2 separate regions of the Homo sapiens genome follow, and region 2 is linked to region 1. A link is a loop called in an ENCODE intact Hi-C map of the cell type or tissue named here. Cell type or tissue: A673. All regions are shown on one strand. Links, peaks and the distances in the headings refer to the core of each region. The heading gives the core; the rest is flanking DNA. Region 1 holds the start of LOC105377277 (a long non-coding RNA gene). Region 2 overlaps RASSF6 (Ras association domain family member 6).

Evidence for each region. Peaks named below come from ENCODE experiments on the same cell type or tissue, not always from the same donor. Only the 100,000 strongest peaks of a DNase experiment are listed, where the experiment ranks them.
Region 2: a loop joins it to region 1, with 7 times the contacts of the local background. A loop is called at or near these places in 12 of 110 quality-filtered maps.

What each region holds. Positions count from the first base shown.
Region 1 is chr4:74,130,432-74,139,007 of GRCh38, reverse strand. It overlaps LOC105377277 (a long non-coding RNA gene), which reads left to right and starts at 813. Exons shown (of 2, transcript XR_938878.2): 1 at 813-881. It also overlaps a transcript of MTHFD2L not described here. In A673, for the core only: a CTCF peak has its summit at 4,546 (motif pointing right); a DNase peak (open chromatin) is centred at 4,607.
Region 2 is chr4:73,569,139-73,577,714 of GRCh38, reverse strand. RASSF6 (Ras association domain family member 6) reads left to right here. Exons shown (of 11, transcript NM_177532.5): 9 at 984-1,102; 10 at 1,208-1,305; 11 at 1,405-6,165. The coding sequence ends at 1,480. Among named protein-coding and RNA genes, the nearest start is that of RASSF6, 47 kb to the left of the region's middle. In A673, for the core only: a CTCF peak has its summit at 3,833 (motif pointing left); a DNase peak (open chromatin) is centred at 3,804.

The DNA of each region.
Region 1 (8,576 bases), core at 355-8,354:
TGCACCTACCTTTAAACACTGGGCTTATAACTCAGCTCACACTCAACCAATCAGGTAGTAAAGACGGCTCACTAAAATACAAATTAGGCTAAAGTAGGAGGTAAAGAAATAGTCAAATCTATATCGCCTGAGAGCACAGAGGGAGGGACAATGATTGGGATATAAACCCAGGCATTTGAGCAGGGAGCGGCAACCCGCTTTGGGTCCCCTCCCATTGTATGGGAGCTCTGTTTTCACTCCATTAAATCTTGCTACTGAACACTCTTCTGGTCCATGTTTCTTACACTCGAGCTGAGCTTTTGCTCACCATCCACCACTGCTGTTTGCTGCCCTCCCAGACCCTCCATTGACTTCCACTCCTCCGGATCCAGCAGGGTGTCTGCTGCGCTCCTGATCCAGCGAGGTTCCCATTGCCGCTCTGGATCGGGCTAAAGGCTCGCCATTGTTCCTGCATGGTTAAGTGCCCAGGTTTGTCCTAATTGAGCTTAACACTAGTCGCTGGGTTCCACAGTTCTCTACCATGACCCATGACTTCTAATAGAGTTGTAACACTCACCGCATGGCCCAAGGTTCCATTCCTTGGAATCCGTGAGGCCAAGAACCCCAGGTCAGAGGACAAAAGGTTTGCTGCCGTATTGGGAGCAGCCCGCCCCCATCTTGGGAGCTGCCTGCCACATCTTGGGAGCTCTAACAACAAAGACCCGCCTGTAACAAAGCCAGACAGAGAAGACTGGAATATTTGATACTTCAATGCAAAGACATAGATGTACATCGAAAAGAAATAATAGCAAAGGAGGAGCCATGACCAACCCAAACAGACAAAGCAAGGAACCATTGTCTAACCCTAACAAGACAGAGATATGTCAACTTTTTTTTGAAAGGTAAGGCCGAATTTACTTATTTATTTATTTTTCTTAAAATAAAAAAGTGTATGTGTATATATATATATATAAAATTTATGTATAAAATTTACCATTGTTAAGTGTAAAGCTCATTGGTAATAAATATATTTATATTATTTTTCCCCCCTCTCTTATTTCCCTCATTCCCACTGCCATTCTTGGTCTCTGGTAACCATCAATCTGTATCTTCATGATATCCACTTTTTTTAGCTCCCACACAAGAGCAAGAACATGCCATATTTGTTTGTCTGTGCTTGGCTTATTTCTCTTAACATAGTGATCTCAAGTTCCATCCATGTTGCTGAACATGACAGGCTTTCATACGTCTTATGATTGAATAATATTCCATTGTGTATATGTACCACGTTTTCTTTATCCATTCCTCCATTTATGGGCACTTAAATTGATTCTATATTTTGCCTATTGTGAATAATGCAGCAGTAAACATGGGAATGCAGATATCTTCTTGATATATTGATTTTTTAAATGTATATACCCAGTAGTGAAATAGCTAGATCATATGGTAGTTCTATTTTCAGTTTTTTGAAGAACCTCTGTACAATCTTCTGTACTGGCTGTACTAATTCCCACCAACTGTGTATGAGAATTCCCCTTTCTCCACATCCTTGCCGGCATCTGTTATTATCTATCTTTTTGATACAAGCCATTTTAACTGGGATGGGATGATATCTCATTGTGGTTTTAATTTGCATTTCTCTGATATATAGTACTGTTGAGCATTACTTTAATATAGCTGTTAGTCATTTGTATATTTCCTTTTGAGAGGTGTCTATTCAGACATGTTGTCCATTTTTAAATTAAGGTTTACATTTTTTTCCTATTGAATTGTTTGAGATTTCTATATACTCTAGTTATTAATCCCTTGTCAGATAAATAGCTTGCAATTGTTTTTTCCCATTCTGGGTTGTTTCTTCACTCTGTTGATTGTTTCCTTTGCTATTCAAAAGTTTTATAGTTTGATGTAATCCCAATTGTCTATTTTTGCTTTGGTTGCCTGTGCTTTAGAGGTTACACAAGAAATCTTTGTCCAGATCATTGTCCTGAAGTATTTCCTCAGAGTTTTATTCTAGTAGTTCATGGTTTTAGGTCTTAGATTCAAGTCTTTAATTCATTTTGATTTAATTTTTGTGTATGGTGAGAGATAGGGGTCTAGTTTCTTTCTTCTGCATATAGTTATCCAATTTTCTCAGCACCACCTATTGAAAAGGCTGACCTTTCCCCATTTTAGGCTCTTAATGCCTTTGCTGAAGATGAATTGGCTGCAAATGCATGGATTTATTTCCAGATTATTATTCTGTTTTATTTATCTGTCTGTTTTTATGCCAGTACCATACTGTTTTGGTTACTATAGCTTTGTAATAGATTTGAAGTCAGGTAGTGTGATGTATACAGCTTTGTTCTTTTTGTTCAGGATTGCTTTGGCTATTTAGGATCTTTTGCAGTTCCATATGAATTTCAGATTTTTAAAACATTTCTGTGAAGAATGTCATTGGAATTTTGATGGGGATTGCAGTGAGTCTGGAAATTGTTTGGGGTAGTATTGTCATATTAACAATATTAAGTCTTCCAATCCATGAGCGGAGAATATTTTTCCAATTTTTTGGTGCTTTCTTCTATTTCTTTCACCAGAGTTTTATAGTTTTTCTTGTGTAGGTCTTTCACATCTTTGGTTTCAATTGATTCCCAGGTATTGCATATTCTTTGTAGTTTTAAATGAGATTGCCTTCTTGACTTCATTTTTGGCTAGATCAGTCTTGGTGTGTAGAAACACTACTAATTTTTGTACATTGATTTTGTATCCTACAACTTTACTAAATTCCTGTATGAGTTATAACAGTTTTTTTTGGTAGAGTCTTTAGGTTTTTCTGCATATAAGATGAACAAAGCTAATTTGACTTCTACCTTTCCAATTTGGTTTTCCTTCATTTCTTTTTCTTACCTAATTGCTCTGGCCAGGACTTCCAGTATTATATTGAATAACAGCAAAATAATAGTGAAAGTGGGCATTCTTATCTTGGTCTAGCCTTTAGAGGAAAGGCCTTCAATTTTTCCTTGTTAAGTGTGTTGTTAGCTATGGGTTTGTCATAGATGGCTTTTATTATTTTCAGGTATGTTTCTTCTATGCCCAGTTTGTTGAGGATTTTTATCATAAAGGAATGTTGAATTTTATCAAATGCCTTTACCTTTATGGCATCTATTGAAATAATTATATGATTCTCATTCTCGATTCTGTTAATGTCGTGTATAACATGTATTGATTTGCATATGTTGAACCATCCTGTATCTCTGGAATGAATTCTACTTGACAATGGTAAATGAGTATTTTGCTGAAGATTTTTACATCTGTGTTCACTGGTGATATTGGCCTCTAGCTTCTTTAAAAAAAAAATGTGTCCTTGTCTGGTTTTGGTATCACAGTAACACTGGCCTTGTAGAATGAGTTTGAAAGTATTCCCTCTCTCCTCTTTAATCGTTTTGAAGTATTTGAATAGAATTGGTATTAGTTCTTTAAATGTTTGGTAGAACTTAGCAGTGAAGTTATCAGGCCGTGAGCTTTTCTTTGATGGGAGACTTTTTATTATGGCTTTGATTTCATAACTCATTATTGGCTTATTGAGGTTTTCTATTTGTTGATGGTTCAATATTGGTAGGTTGCATGTGTCCAGGAATTTATCCATTTCTTCTATATTTTCCAATTTGTTGGCATGTAATGGTTCCTAATTGTTTCTAATGATTCTTAGTATTTCTGAGGTCTCAGTTGTCATGTGTCCATTTTTGTTCCTACTTTTATTTATTTGGGTCTTCTCTCTTTTTTTCTTATTCTGGCTAAAGATGATTTGGAGCTCCTTTATATGCTGCTTGCTTCTTTTCTCTTGCTGCCATTACAGTTTTATCTTTATGCTTGATCTTTGACAGTTTGATTAGTAAATACCTTCATTAGTCTTATTTGACTAATGTGATGCTCTAAGGCCTTCCTGTACCTGAATATTTATATCTTTCTCATGTTTTGGAAAGTATTCTCTTATTATTTCTTTGAATAAGCTTTCTACCCTTGCTCCTGCTCTGCTCTCTCTTGAACATCAATAATTTTTAGATTTTGTCTTTGAGGTAATTTTCTATATCTTGTAAGTGGCCTTCTCTCATTTTCATTCTTTTTTTCTTTTCTCTCCTCTGTTTATTTTTTAACAGCCAGTCTTTGAGCTCATTGATTCTCTTCTCTGCTTGACCTATTCTGTGGTTGAGATCCCCTGAAGAGTTTCTTAGTTCAGCAAATGTAGTTCTTAGTTACAAGATTTCTGCTTATCATTATTTCAATTTCCTTGTTAAATTTCTCTGATAAATATCTGAGTTGCTTTTCTGTGTTATCTTAGAGATAACAAAGTTTCCTTAAAACAGCTGTTTTGAATTCTTGGTCAGAGAGTTCACAAATCGCCATCTCAGGAGGGTCAGTCGCTGGAACTTTGCTTTGTCTAGAAGGTTATGGTTCCATGTTTGCTGTTGTTTCTTGTGGGTATACATCTATGTATTTGTATTAATAATTATTTAGTCCAGCTTTATCTGTCTAGTTTGGTTTGGTTTTTATTGAATACAGTTGCTTATGAATCTTAACTGCCAGCTTGCTGCCTTGTTTTCGGCTCTAGATGGCGCCATAAGCCTATGTTTACCTTGACTTTTGCAAATGGCCATGGCACTGCCTGTCCCATAAGGAGGAGGACCAAAGGGATTACCCTAGCACTGTGGGAAGGCCGGCCACGGGTGTGTTCCCAGGGGACTTGTGGAACATACTTGCTACATGATTTCTACTGATTTGGCATCTCCTTTGGTCAAGTTACAAGGAGTTTTTACGGCTGAGGATGGTAGTCCTGGCTTCCCTATTTGTCTTTGCCAGCCTTCACAGACATTTCTCCCTCCAGGCAGTCACAGTGCTACCTGTGGTTTAAGGCAAAGGCAGGTCTCCTGGCAGGAAACCGAAGAAGATGGGAAAGCTGGTTGACAATCTCAATTTCACGTTTTTCAGTGCAGAAACCATGAGTTGAGGGCAGATTTTTCATACTGCTGATGCCTGGTGTAATGCAGGGAAGAGGCCTCATGGATGTAGAATCTGGTTCTCCTACCATCTGCTCAGAATGTTTCCACTTCTCTGTACCTACAGGAACTGTCTCATCCTCATACAGGATCTCTGGGTTGCTGCTGGTGAAGATCTTGCTGCTGTGTATTTCTTTTTGGTTTCTGGTGGAGGGGAGAGAAGCAAGCTTGCTTCTATGCTGCCATTTTGGGATTAGAAAACCGATATGTGAACTTTATAACTAAGAATTCAAAATAGCAATTTTAAGGAAACTCAGTGACCTACAAGATAACATAGAAAAACAATTCAGATACTTATCAGAGAAATTTAACAAGAAAATTGAAATAATAATTTAAAAATGAAACAGAAATCTTGGAACGGAGAACCACATTTGCTGAATTGAAACACTCTTTAGAGGATCTCAATAACAGAATGGGTTAGAGAAAAGAATCAGTGAGCTCAAAGACTGGCTATTAAGAAAATACAGTCCAAAGAAAGAAAAGAAAAAAACAATAAAAAGAAATGAAGGCCACCTTTAAAATATAGAAAATTACCTCAAAAGACCAAATCTAAAAATTATTGGTGTTTAAGGGGGAGCTGAGCAAGAGCAAGGGGAGAAAAGCTTATCCTAAGAAATAATAACAGAGCACTTTCCAAAACTCATGAAAGACAGAAATATCTAGATATAGAAAGGTCAGGGAACACCAAACAGATTCAACCCAAGTAACACTAACCAAGGCATATAATAATTGAACTTTCAAATATCAAAGACAAAGAGAAGATCCAGAAAGCAGCAAAAGAGTAAAATAACAAAGCAACTCCAGTTCATCTGGCAACAGACTTCACAATGGAAACCATGTAGGCCAGAAGGAAATAGGGCAGCATTAACAAAGAGAAATTGTCTTTCACAGACAAAAGCTAAGAGAATTCACCACTACTAGACCCGTCTTGCAAGAAATGCTAAAGGGAATTCTTCAACCTGAAATTAAAAAATGCTAACATATTAGTGTACTAACTAAAAGAAAATATTTCAAGGTATAAAACCCACTGGTAAAATTAAGTATGAACACAACCCCAGAATATGCTAATAATTTAATTGTGGTGTGCAATCCAATCATAACTCTAGTAAGAAGCTTATAAAGACAAATCTATCAAAAACAATAATAGCGACAACAACCTGTTCAAAATAGATATTTTTAAAATATGCGAACTGATATAATAAAAATTCAAAGTGTTTGTGGGAGGTGTGGAGTTAAAGTGTAGAGCATTTTTTTCATTATTATTATACTTTAAGTTCTGAGATACATGTGCAGAATGTGCAGGTTTGTTACATAGGTATACATGTGCTATGGTGGTTTGCTGCACCCATCAACCCGTCATCTACATTAGGTACTTCTCCTAATGGTGTCCCTCCCTTAGCGCCCCACCCTCTGACAGGCCCTGGTGTGTGATGTTCCCCTCCCTGTGTCCATGTGTTCTCATTGTTCAACTCCCACTTATGAGTGAGAACATGTGGTGTTTGGTTTTCTGTTCTTGTGTTAGTTTGCTGAGAATGATGGTTTCTAGCTTCACCCATGTCTCTGCAAAGGATGTGAACTCATCCTTTTTTATGGCTGCATAGTATTCCATGGTGTATATGTGCCACATTTTCTTTATCCAATCTATCATTGATGGGTATTTGGGTTGGTTTGACATCTTTGCTATTGCTATAGTGCTGCAAGAAACATACCTGTGCATGTGTGATTATAGTAGAATGATTTATAATCCTTTGGGTATATATCCAGTAATGAGATTGCTGGTCAAATGGTATTTCTGGTTCTAGATCCTTGAGGAATCGCTACATTGTCTTCCATAATGGCTGAACTAATTTATTCTCCCACCAACAATATAAAAGCATCCCTATTTCTCCACTTCCTCTTCAGTATCTGTTGTTTCCTGACTTTTTAATGATTGCCATTCTAACTAGTGTGAGATGGTATCTCATTGTGGTTTTGATTTGCATTTCTCTAATGACCAGTGATAATGAGCTTTCTTTTTATATATGTTTTTTTGGCCGCATAAATGTCTTCTTTTAAGAAGTGTCTGTTCACATCCTTCACCCACTTTTTGATGGGCATGTTTGTTTGTTTTTCTTGTAAATTTGTTTAAGTTCTTTGTAGATCCTGGATATTAGCCCTTTGTCAGATGGATAGATTGCAAAATTTTTCTCTCATTCTATAGGTTGCCTGTTCACTCTGATGATAGTTTCTTTTGCTGTGCAGAAGCTCCTTAGGTTAATTAGATCCCATTTGTCAATTTTGGCTTTTGCTGCCATTGCTTTTGGTGTTTTAGTCATGAAGACTTTGCCCATGCCTGTGTCCTGAATGGTACTGCCTAGGTTTTCTTCTTGGGCATTTATAGCTTTAGGCCTTATGTTTAAGTATTTAATCCATCTTGAGTTAATTTTTGTTTAAGGTGTGAGGAAGGGGTCCAGTTTCAGTTTTCTGCATATGGCTAGCCAGTTTTCCTAACACCACTTATTAAATAAGGAATCCTTTCCCTATTGCTTATTTTTATCGTTTGTCAAAGATCAGATGGTTGTAGATGAGTGGTGTTATTTCTGAGGCCTATGTTCTGTTCCATTGGTCTGTATATCTATTTTGTTACCAGTACCATGCTGTTTTGATTACTGTGGACTTGTAATATAGTTTGAAGTCAGGTAGCATGATGCTTGCAGCATTTTTCTGTTTGTTTAGGATTGTCTGGGCTATATGGGCTCTTTTTTGTTTCCACATGAAATTTAAAGTAGCTTTTTCTAATTCTGTGAAGAAAGTCAATGGTAGCTTGATGGGATAGCATTGAATCTATAAATTACTTTGGGCAGTATGGCCTTTTTCACAATATTGATTCTTCCTATCAATGAGCATAGAATGTTTTTCCATTTGTTTGTGTCCTCTCATTTCCTTGAGCAGCGGTTTGTAGTTCTTCTTGAAGGGTCCTTCACATCCCTTGTAAGTTGTATTCCTAGGTATTTTATTCTTTTTGTAGCAATTGTGAATGGGAGTTCACTCAGGATTTAGTTCTCTGTTTGTCTATTATTGGTGTATAGGAATGCTTGTGATTTTCGCACATTGATTTTGTATCCTGAGACTTTGCTGAAGTTGCTGATAAAGCTTAAGGAGATTTTGGGCTGATATGATGGGGTTTTCTGAATATATAATCATGTCATTTGCAAATAGAGACAATTTGACTCCCTCTATTCCTATTTGAATACCCTTTATTTCTTTCTCTTGCCTGATTGCCCTGGCCAGAACTTCCAATACTATGTTGAATAGGAGTGGTGAGAGAGGGCATCCTTGTCTTGTGCCGGTTTTCAAAGGGAATGCTTCCAGCTTTTGCCCAATCAGTATGATATTGGCTGTGGGTTTGTCATAAATAGCTCTTATTGTTTTTAAATTTGTTCCATCAAGACCTAGTGTATTGAGAGTTTTTAGCAGGAAGGGTGCAGAATTTTATTGAAGGCCTTTTCTGCATCTATTGAGATAATCGTGTGGTTTTTGTCATTGGTTCTGTTTATGTGATGAATTACATTTATTTTTTTGCATATC
Region 2 (8,576 bases), core at 181-8,180, 560 kb after region 1:
TGGTGGGTGGATGAGAGGAGCTAAGTTGTCAAGGCTCCCAACTGCTTCAGAAATGGCAGAGGAATTAGAACAGTAAACACTGACACTATGTGAACAGGAATGGGTAATATCACTTTAATTGTGGGGAGGCTGGGCTTTTGAGTTCTAGACTCTCTCTTGACTCTTTTCCTGGGATAAGTCCAGCTCAGGGAATGAGAACAGTTCTCACTGTTCTGAAGAAAGTAAGCAAGGTGAAGGAGAGAATGAGGAAATAAGATGAATATAAGGACACTATGTTTTGTTCATGCTTTATTCTGATAAAAATGAAATCCCAGATGTGAAACTACTTTGACAGAAAGCTATAAGTACTTTTGTAGCAGGAGTATTTATATTATAACTTTTGGAAATTTGAAGTTCTGGAAACACACCAGATTGGAAGATATTTTCTTTCTCTATCTCATTTTCATGGCTGAATGGATTAAGCCCAGATGAATGAATAATAAGAATATTATTGATCTCAAAAACCTCATGAATATATTTTTAAAGATGAGCCAAGAATTGGGTGTGGAGCGAGACAAAGGAAGAATTGAAAATAATTACATGGTTTTGGACCTGAAGAACCAGAAAGATGGAATTACATCAACTCAACTTGGAAAGAACCAATAAATATTTGTTGTATGGATGAAGGAATGGTGGAATGAAACCTAAATAATTATTGAGGCATATTGCTTTATAAAAGGCCTATCAGACCGGAGATTTGTTTGAACACTCTAATCAAAGGAAGGCTGAGTTCTTTGAGACATTAATCAAAACTTGAGATACAGTAAGAGAAAGAAGTTCATTTAAGTTTTAATTTCAATTTGCTTTTTTGAGTAATTGCCTCCTGTTGCAGGTGTTATTTTTTTCAAAGTGAGTTAAATACGAAAAATAAATTGGAAAATTATCTTCCTTCTTTTCCTGCAGCATGAACTTCTGATTGTGGTTGATTCTTGTTTTCACTGCAGAACAAAGACGACTAAAGAAGACAGACATTCCGCTACTGCAGAGGCTCCTACAGGGACCTTCTGAAAAGAATGCTCGCATTTTCCTCATGGATAAAGATGCAGAAGAAATTAGCAGTGATGTATGAATACCATCACCCTGAATCTGTTTTTTGCTTCCCTCCTGACTCAGCACCTCTTGCATAATTGTTCTGCTTTCTTTTTTTTTTCTTCTTCTTCTTTCTTAGGTGGCTCAGTACATTAACTTTCACTTTTCTCTCTTGGAATCCATTCTTCAAAGATTAAATGAAGAAGAGAAAAGAGAGATTCAAAGAATAGTAACAAAGTAAGTCAAGAGCATGCACATTGGATACTCCGTTCTTTAATATGTCCAATGCACAAAATATGTCCAATTTTTAATAGTCTTTCTTCTTCTCATTTTCAGATTCAATAAAGAAAAGGCGATTATACTGAAATGTCTTCAAAATAAACTAGTAATAAAAACAGAGACAACAGTTTAGCAGTACAAGCTTCTATTGCTAAAACATTTCAAAAAACTCAGAGATATTACTCTTTGATGAATGCATAAGTTCTGTACTTGCATTTATACGAACATATATGAGACTTGAATCGTAGAAAATTGAATGTCAAAAAAAGCTCATTTCTTTTTGAAGTGATGAGGTTAATTAGGGTTCACAGTTGGACAAAATGAGTTTGAGTTTAGTTTCAGTAACTGAAATAAGCTTGAATACTGCATATGCCAAATAGCTTTTATAGTAAACCATGTAATGAACTCAAATTTAAATGGTGTCTTCAGATAAGCAGTTTAAACTTCATTTAGCTTGGACTCTCAAGAGAACTGAAACATAATCAATGGATTCAGAAATGACTCAGAAAAAAGAAGCTGCCAGTTCTTGGAATGAAAAAGAAATACAGTCTTACACCATCAAGGAATCTACCTGATAGTGACAGTAGCTTCTTGAAAACTCTGGCATTTTCATAAAATCTAGGACTATCTTAAATGGCCTGTTGACTTCTGACTATCTGTAACATCAGAGCTGTCTGGCCTTTGGAAAGGAAAAATTATGGACTCTGTTAAGAAATCCTAATTGAAATTTTCTGAACCTCCCCCCAGCCCTTTTATTCTCTCTCTTCTGCTGATGAAAGACCTTTCATCAGTTCAAAGCTTTTCTTAAGCTCTTTTTTAAGTTAATTGAACTTTTTCTTTATTTATTTTTCAAAAAAATGTTTATATCACATAGACATATTACATCGGCTAAAGTAAGACTTGGCCCACAAATACCTATTTGTTGCTGAATGAATACAATGGATAAAGCAAGGCTGTTGTAGCTGAAGTTACATAGGGAATCCCAAACTCTGCCCTCTTAGCATCTTATTCTACATGACAACTCTCAAGGTACTCACAGATCTGTTTAACCCACTTGAAAAAAAAACACTAAAAATGAAGAAATGCTATAAGTATAAACTATGATTTTATTTATAAATTCTGTATTAAAATGGAATTATATGCAACATTCTTTCATTCTGTAAACTAATTCCATTTGCATTCCTCATAAGCATTGTAGTAAATTGATCATATTACATGTACTAAGGAATGAGATTATATGCAGTAAACCCAACTGGAAGATTAACAATATTAAAATATGAAACATTTTTAAGACAAAGGCATTACTTCTCAGTATTACCAAACCTAAACTGGTTGAAGGTGAAAGTGTGCTATGGCCTTTTCAAGCCTAAGAAGTCTCTCTTACTGAGTAAACCAGAGGCTTGCATCGCTATTCTTTCACCTGTCAATATTAATAAGAAAATAGTCTCATCTCACTTAAATGAGGCAAATGTAATAGTTAAAATTCAACATACTTATAAAAAACTAGTGTCATGTACCTGCCATGAACATGACAAAAGGTTAGTCTTCAATAGACTGAAATGTATAAGAGAAGAACCAAGTCTTACATAGAAAAAAAAGGTAGATATGAAAAGAAAAATCACAGAAGAGAGAATGCAAATGGCCACTAAGTATATGAAAAAAGTCGTATCTTAACAGTGAACAACTGTGTTAGTCTGTATCAATCAGAAGACAGAAACAAGGTAGTAATTTAAACAGGGAAAGTTTAATATAAATAATAATTAAGCTATGATAGGAGAATAATAATAAAGATGAAAAGAGAAGGTACCCTAAGGCTGAGGGAAAGAATCCTAACAAGGAAAGGCAGGAATGAGGGTTTCAGAATTCACTGGAGAAGGTGTGGTTGCAGCCCACTGGAGAGAAGTTTGCTGGCTTGCCCAGGCCAGAGCAGGACCACAGATACTGGACAAGCTGGTACAGCCAACCCCCTAGGTGTGGACCAGCTGAGGCAGGTGGGCAGATATGCAGAGGGACTTGGGGCTTTGCCAAAGGGTAAGCACAAAGAAGGAGTCACGGGTTCTGTTCGAGGCACTGTTGGGATTAGGAGCCGGAGGGACCTACTTTGCAGGAACCTAGCATAACTTTGTGTGACGAGACTGCACAAGACAAAGCTCAGGCAAGTGGCTCAGTAGTTGGCCAGCCCAGCAGGGTCCTCTGTATGAGTGTGCACCCAGCTGAAGAGAAGAAATGGAGAGCAGCAATTGGAGCTTCAGGACCGGCTTGCACTGTGGCTCCAGGTTATACCACCACTGCCCAAAGCAAAAGCTAGAGAAGCAAGTGGAGAAATGCTGGAGAAAGCTGCACCCTACAGGCAACCAGCACTGCAGAAACCACTCCAGGCAAAGTAGTGAAGGAAAAAAGCCTGCTCTCCAGTAGCCTGGCCTGTCAGCCTGGAGGAATCAGGAAAGACCCCTTCCTCTTGCAGTGTGTCTCCAGCGCCCTCTACTGACAAAGTATGCCATCATGCAAGCTGCAAAGGAAACATTTCAAGAGTCTATATCTATTTTCACGGAGCGGGCAACCAACAGTGAATGTGGAGCTGAGAGACAGTAAAATAATAACTGACATGCCACCGAAGTACAAAGTAAAATAAATAAATAAATACACATTTTGGCCTATTAGCAAAGATTAAGAAATGATAACATTAAATACTCAATAAATCACCATGAGATGGGGACTCAAACTTCTGGTAAAAATACAAATAGATATAATTTTTCTTGAAGGCAATTTAGTAGTCTGTTTATCCTATAATTCTACTTGTAAGATCCTATCATATGAAAATAACCAGAGATACAAAGACATTCTGCAAAGATATGTTTTATATTGTTATTTATTGTGACAAAAGGAAATAAAAAGCCTAAATGTTCAGAAAATTATTTTAAAAGATGAAAGAGGGAAATAGGCCATGGACGGTGGCTCACGCCTGTAATCCCAGCACTTTAGGAGGCCAAGGTAGGTGGATCACTTGAGGTTGGGATTTCGAGACCAGCCTGGCCAACATGGTGAAACCCTGCCTCTACTAAAAATACAAAAAATGAGCCGGGTGCAATGGCAGGCACCTATAATGCCAGCTACTCGGGAGGCTGAGGCAGGAGAATCGCTTGAACCCGGGAGGCGGAGGTTGCATGAGCCGAGATGGCGCCACTGCTCTCCAGCCTGGACGACAGAGCAAGACTCCGTCTCTAAAAAAAAAAAAAGAGGGAAATAAACATTTATTTGTATATTGTTATGTAGCCATTAAAATTCTGTTTCCAAGTAATTTTAATTACAGGGGTAAATTCTTATATATCTAAATAAGAATATACACATACACATGTTCCAAAATATTTATTATGTACTTAAGGCATATATATTATATATGTATGTGTGTGTATATATATATGTATTTGTGTGTGTGAACACTAATATTTGCATATATATACACACAAGAAATAAAAACATGTTAAAAATGGCTATATCTGCATTGTAGAATTATGAGTGATTCATGTTTTTCTAACTTCCCTATCTGTATTAAGTGTTCTATAGTTTATATTTGTTACTTTTTACATCAGGAAATAGTAAAGTTATTATTTAAAACTTATGAACAAAAAAGTAACAAGCACATGCAAGCACAGAGTTCTACCAAATGCAAAAAATTTCAAATCAATTATTCAAATGAGACATTAACATCACTTCTGTGGTAGTTTTATATCCATAAAGTCTGATTCTTCTCCTTTGAAGAGATGAAGCTTAATCTTCCTCATCCTGAAAATGGGCTGGACTTAGTGACTTACGTCTTTTTATTTTATTTTTAATTGACAAATAATAATTGTATGTATTTATGGGGTACAATATTATATTATTATATATGTATACATTATGGAATTATTAAATCAAGCTAATTAACATATCCATAACCTCTTATAATTTCTTTGTGGTGAGAACATTTAAAAATGTACTCTTTTAGCAATTAGGGACTTACTTTTAATACAGGAAAATGGAAGAGACTGTGAGACTTTGAAGTAGGTCATAAAAGTCACTGTGGCTTCCTCCTTGCTCTCTCTTGGACCACTTGCTCTGGGGGAAGTCAACTGCCATGTCCTGAGCAGCCCTGGAAAGACCTACATGATGAAGAACTGAGACCTTCTATCAAATGCCAGCAGGGAATTGAGGCCTCCTGTCAACAGCCATTTTAGAAGTAGATCTTCCAGCCTCAGTCAAGCCTTCAGATGACTGCAGCCCTGTCTAATAGCTTGACCGTAATTTCATGAGAGACCTTCAGCCAGAAAACCCAAGGAAACCATTCTGGATTCCTCATCCTCAGAAACTGTATGAGATAAGAAGTGTTTGTTGTAGTACGCCGCTAAATTTGGGGCAATTTGTTACATAGCAATGTATAGCTCATACAATTTCTGGGAAAAAAATAGTTTATTTTCGAATCATTTTTGCATAATGCAAGAATATAAACTTGTCACAGAATAATTTATCCTTGTTTTAGGTGGTCCAAATATTTCATTGTCAGTTATATATTAGCTCAAATTAAATTTTAGATAATATATATTATTATTAATGGTAAAGAATGTGTCACATTTATCTTTATAGCTTTTCTGTACCTAATATTGTGTCTTGTGCGTAGGATGTGCTCAATAAAAATTGATTGAATAAATAAGTGAATGAAAGAATAAATGAATGAGTGAAGGAATTATCTGAAATATTTTTATAAAATTCCCCATATGTATGTATTACTTATTACAAGTCTGGTCCCATAGCTGAAAAAATATTAAACATTATATATATATATATGTTTTTCCCTGATATAGTGGTATATTTTATTATCTCTTGGCTCTACTATGAAATATTCAGTTAGGTGTCATTACTGTTTAATTTGGTTTAGGGCTATTTAGATTGGTTTTTGAAACTGAAGGGGAAAGAAGCCCCTTGCAATGCAATTGATGAAGTGATAAAGACAGCAGGTATAACTATTAGGTGGAGGCATATATATGGGAAAGAACAAGAAATAGGATGTAGTTACAGAGGGCAAAACCTTTCAATGACATTCATTTGTCTTCTAAATTAATAACATCTAATACCTATTAGATTGAGCCATTTGAAATTGCCAATATTTGACCTACAAAGGCAATGATTTCATATTGTTCAAACTAATAACAACTTATTTGCTGGGCACTACGTTTAATATTCATTACAATTCCATAAGGAAATTATTCTTTCAACCTCATGCTACAGATAAAGAAAGTAAGCCATGGAGCAGTTAGGAGATTTGCCAAGGTTTTTAGTAGAAGAAATAGGTAGGATTTAAACTTATGGCTCCAGAAGCCATACAGTTAACCACCATAATCTGTGGCTTCCCCCGAACTATGCTTCCCGAATCTGCCATTCTAAAATGTGTCCTCATTTTTAAGTGGAATAATAGTACCTACTTCATTGGACAGTTGGGGGAGTTACAAGAATAGCACATGTAAAGCCTGGCACTTTGCACATAAGAATGTGATAAATATTAGCTATGTTATAATTAAACTTCAGTATATTCCCCAACCACCATCGTAGCCTTATCTTCTACTAAGACTTACTGCCCACAGCTATGTCATTTTTGTCTTAAAACCAGCCAAACTAAATCACTCAGCCTTCCCTGAAACACTGCACACTTTAGCACATCTCTTTCTGTTGAAACATTCCCATTTTCTAGTCCCTGGTTAGGGTCCCTTCTTCCATTACCTTTCCTGGTCTCTGTAACAATGTGTGATCTCAAGCTCCTGTGTACCACAGTTTCAGTTAGCTCTGCTCTTGTGACACCAGAATTTTGAAATTTGCCTTTTATTATAATTCTTTATGTGCTTATATCTTGTATAAATGCATTAGTGATCTGGTGAAATCATATTCATATTTGTATTATTCCTTGTAGTATCTAGCACAGTGTATTGAATGCATTAGGTACTCAGCAAATGTTTATTGGATCTAATTCACTAATGCATATGAATGTGTTGAAGTCACTGAAGTGAGGAAAAATAATTAAACTCAAGGAAAGGGTATTAGAATGATAATTAATTTTTTTATAGTTCTCTAATCAAAATAATTCATTTATTTAAGCACTTAGTTTTACTTTATCTTTTATACAAAAATATCTGGAAAAATAAAAACAAGTCCAAATGATACCCATCAGTTCTTTATGTCTTTTGCAGAAAGATTTCCAAAGAAAAAAAGTACTATCACAAATAATCACTTCAAGCTCAAATTAATTTAAGTGCATTATATTGTATTGGTGCCAATACAGCATCACATATTTAGGGTAAAGATTAAAGGTGAAACCTTTAGGAAGGTAACTTTATTATGAAGCTTATGATTAGGAAGGTAACTTTATTATGAAGCTTATTTCATTCAGTTTGGCAATAAACATTTTCAGTATTGGCATAGACAAAAACTCCAAGTTGCTTTTAGGGTTTTGTTCACTGTGGAAACTTGGCAGACAATTCCCAGCTTGGTGTGAGAGCCCATCACATCTACCTGAGCCCTTTGAAAGCTGTTTGATTTCATGTTTCTGTTTCTGCTCTTGAGAAGAAGAAAGCTTGTTGTTGAGAGAGAGGGGTAATTACGGTGGGTTTTCTGAGGGTTACAATAATTAGATTTCTCTGCTGGGTAAGAAAGGACAATTTCAGTGTAGACTGGCCAGTGTTCTTGAGCAACTTTGTGAGCACCTGAAAATTTATTTTGTTGATTCTTATTTTGAATATTAGATATGTTTGATGATTTATAAGAATAAGTGTAGATCTCATCAAAGATCCTACATTGACATTTTCTGGGATCATTTAAGCTCCCCATAGACACTAGTACTTTTTGATCCATTTGGACCCTTAGGAAAAGCAAACAAACAAATAATTACATTTGTGAGGAAAAAAAAAAGACAAAAAAAAGTAAAAACCTAAATACATATGATCACAAAATAGAAAAATGTCTAAGACTTAGCTGGGAAGGGCAGAACAAATTGGCCAAATAGAAGCCTCCACCAATCATCATTCTTCTCCACCAAACAGGAACACCAAATTTAACAATGATTTACACACACACACACACACACACAAAGAAAAAGAAAAAAAGAAAAAACCTTCATAAGAACCAAAAATCAGATGAGCAATCAAAATACCTGGTTTTAATTTCATATCACTGAAAGAGGCATTAAGAGGGTAGGAAAGACAGTC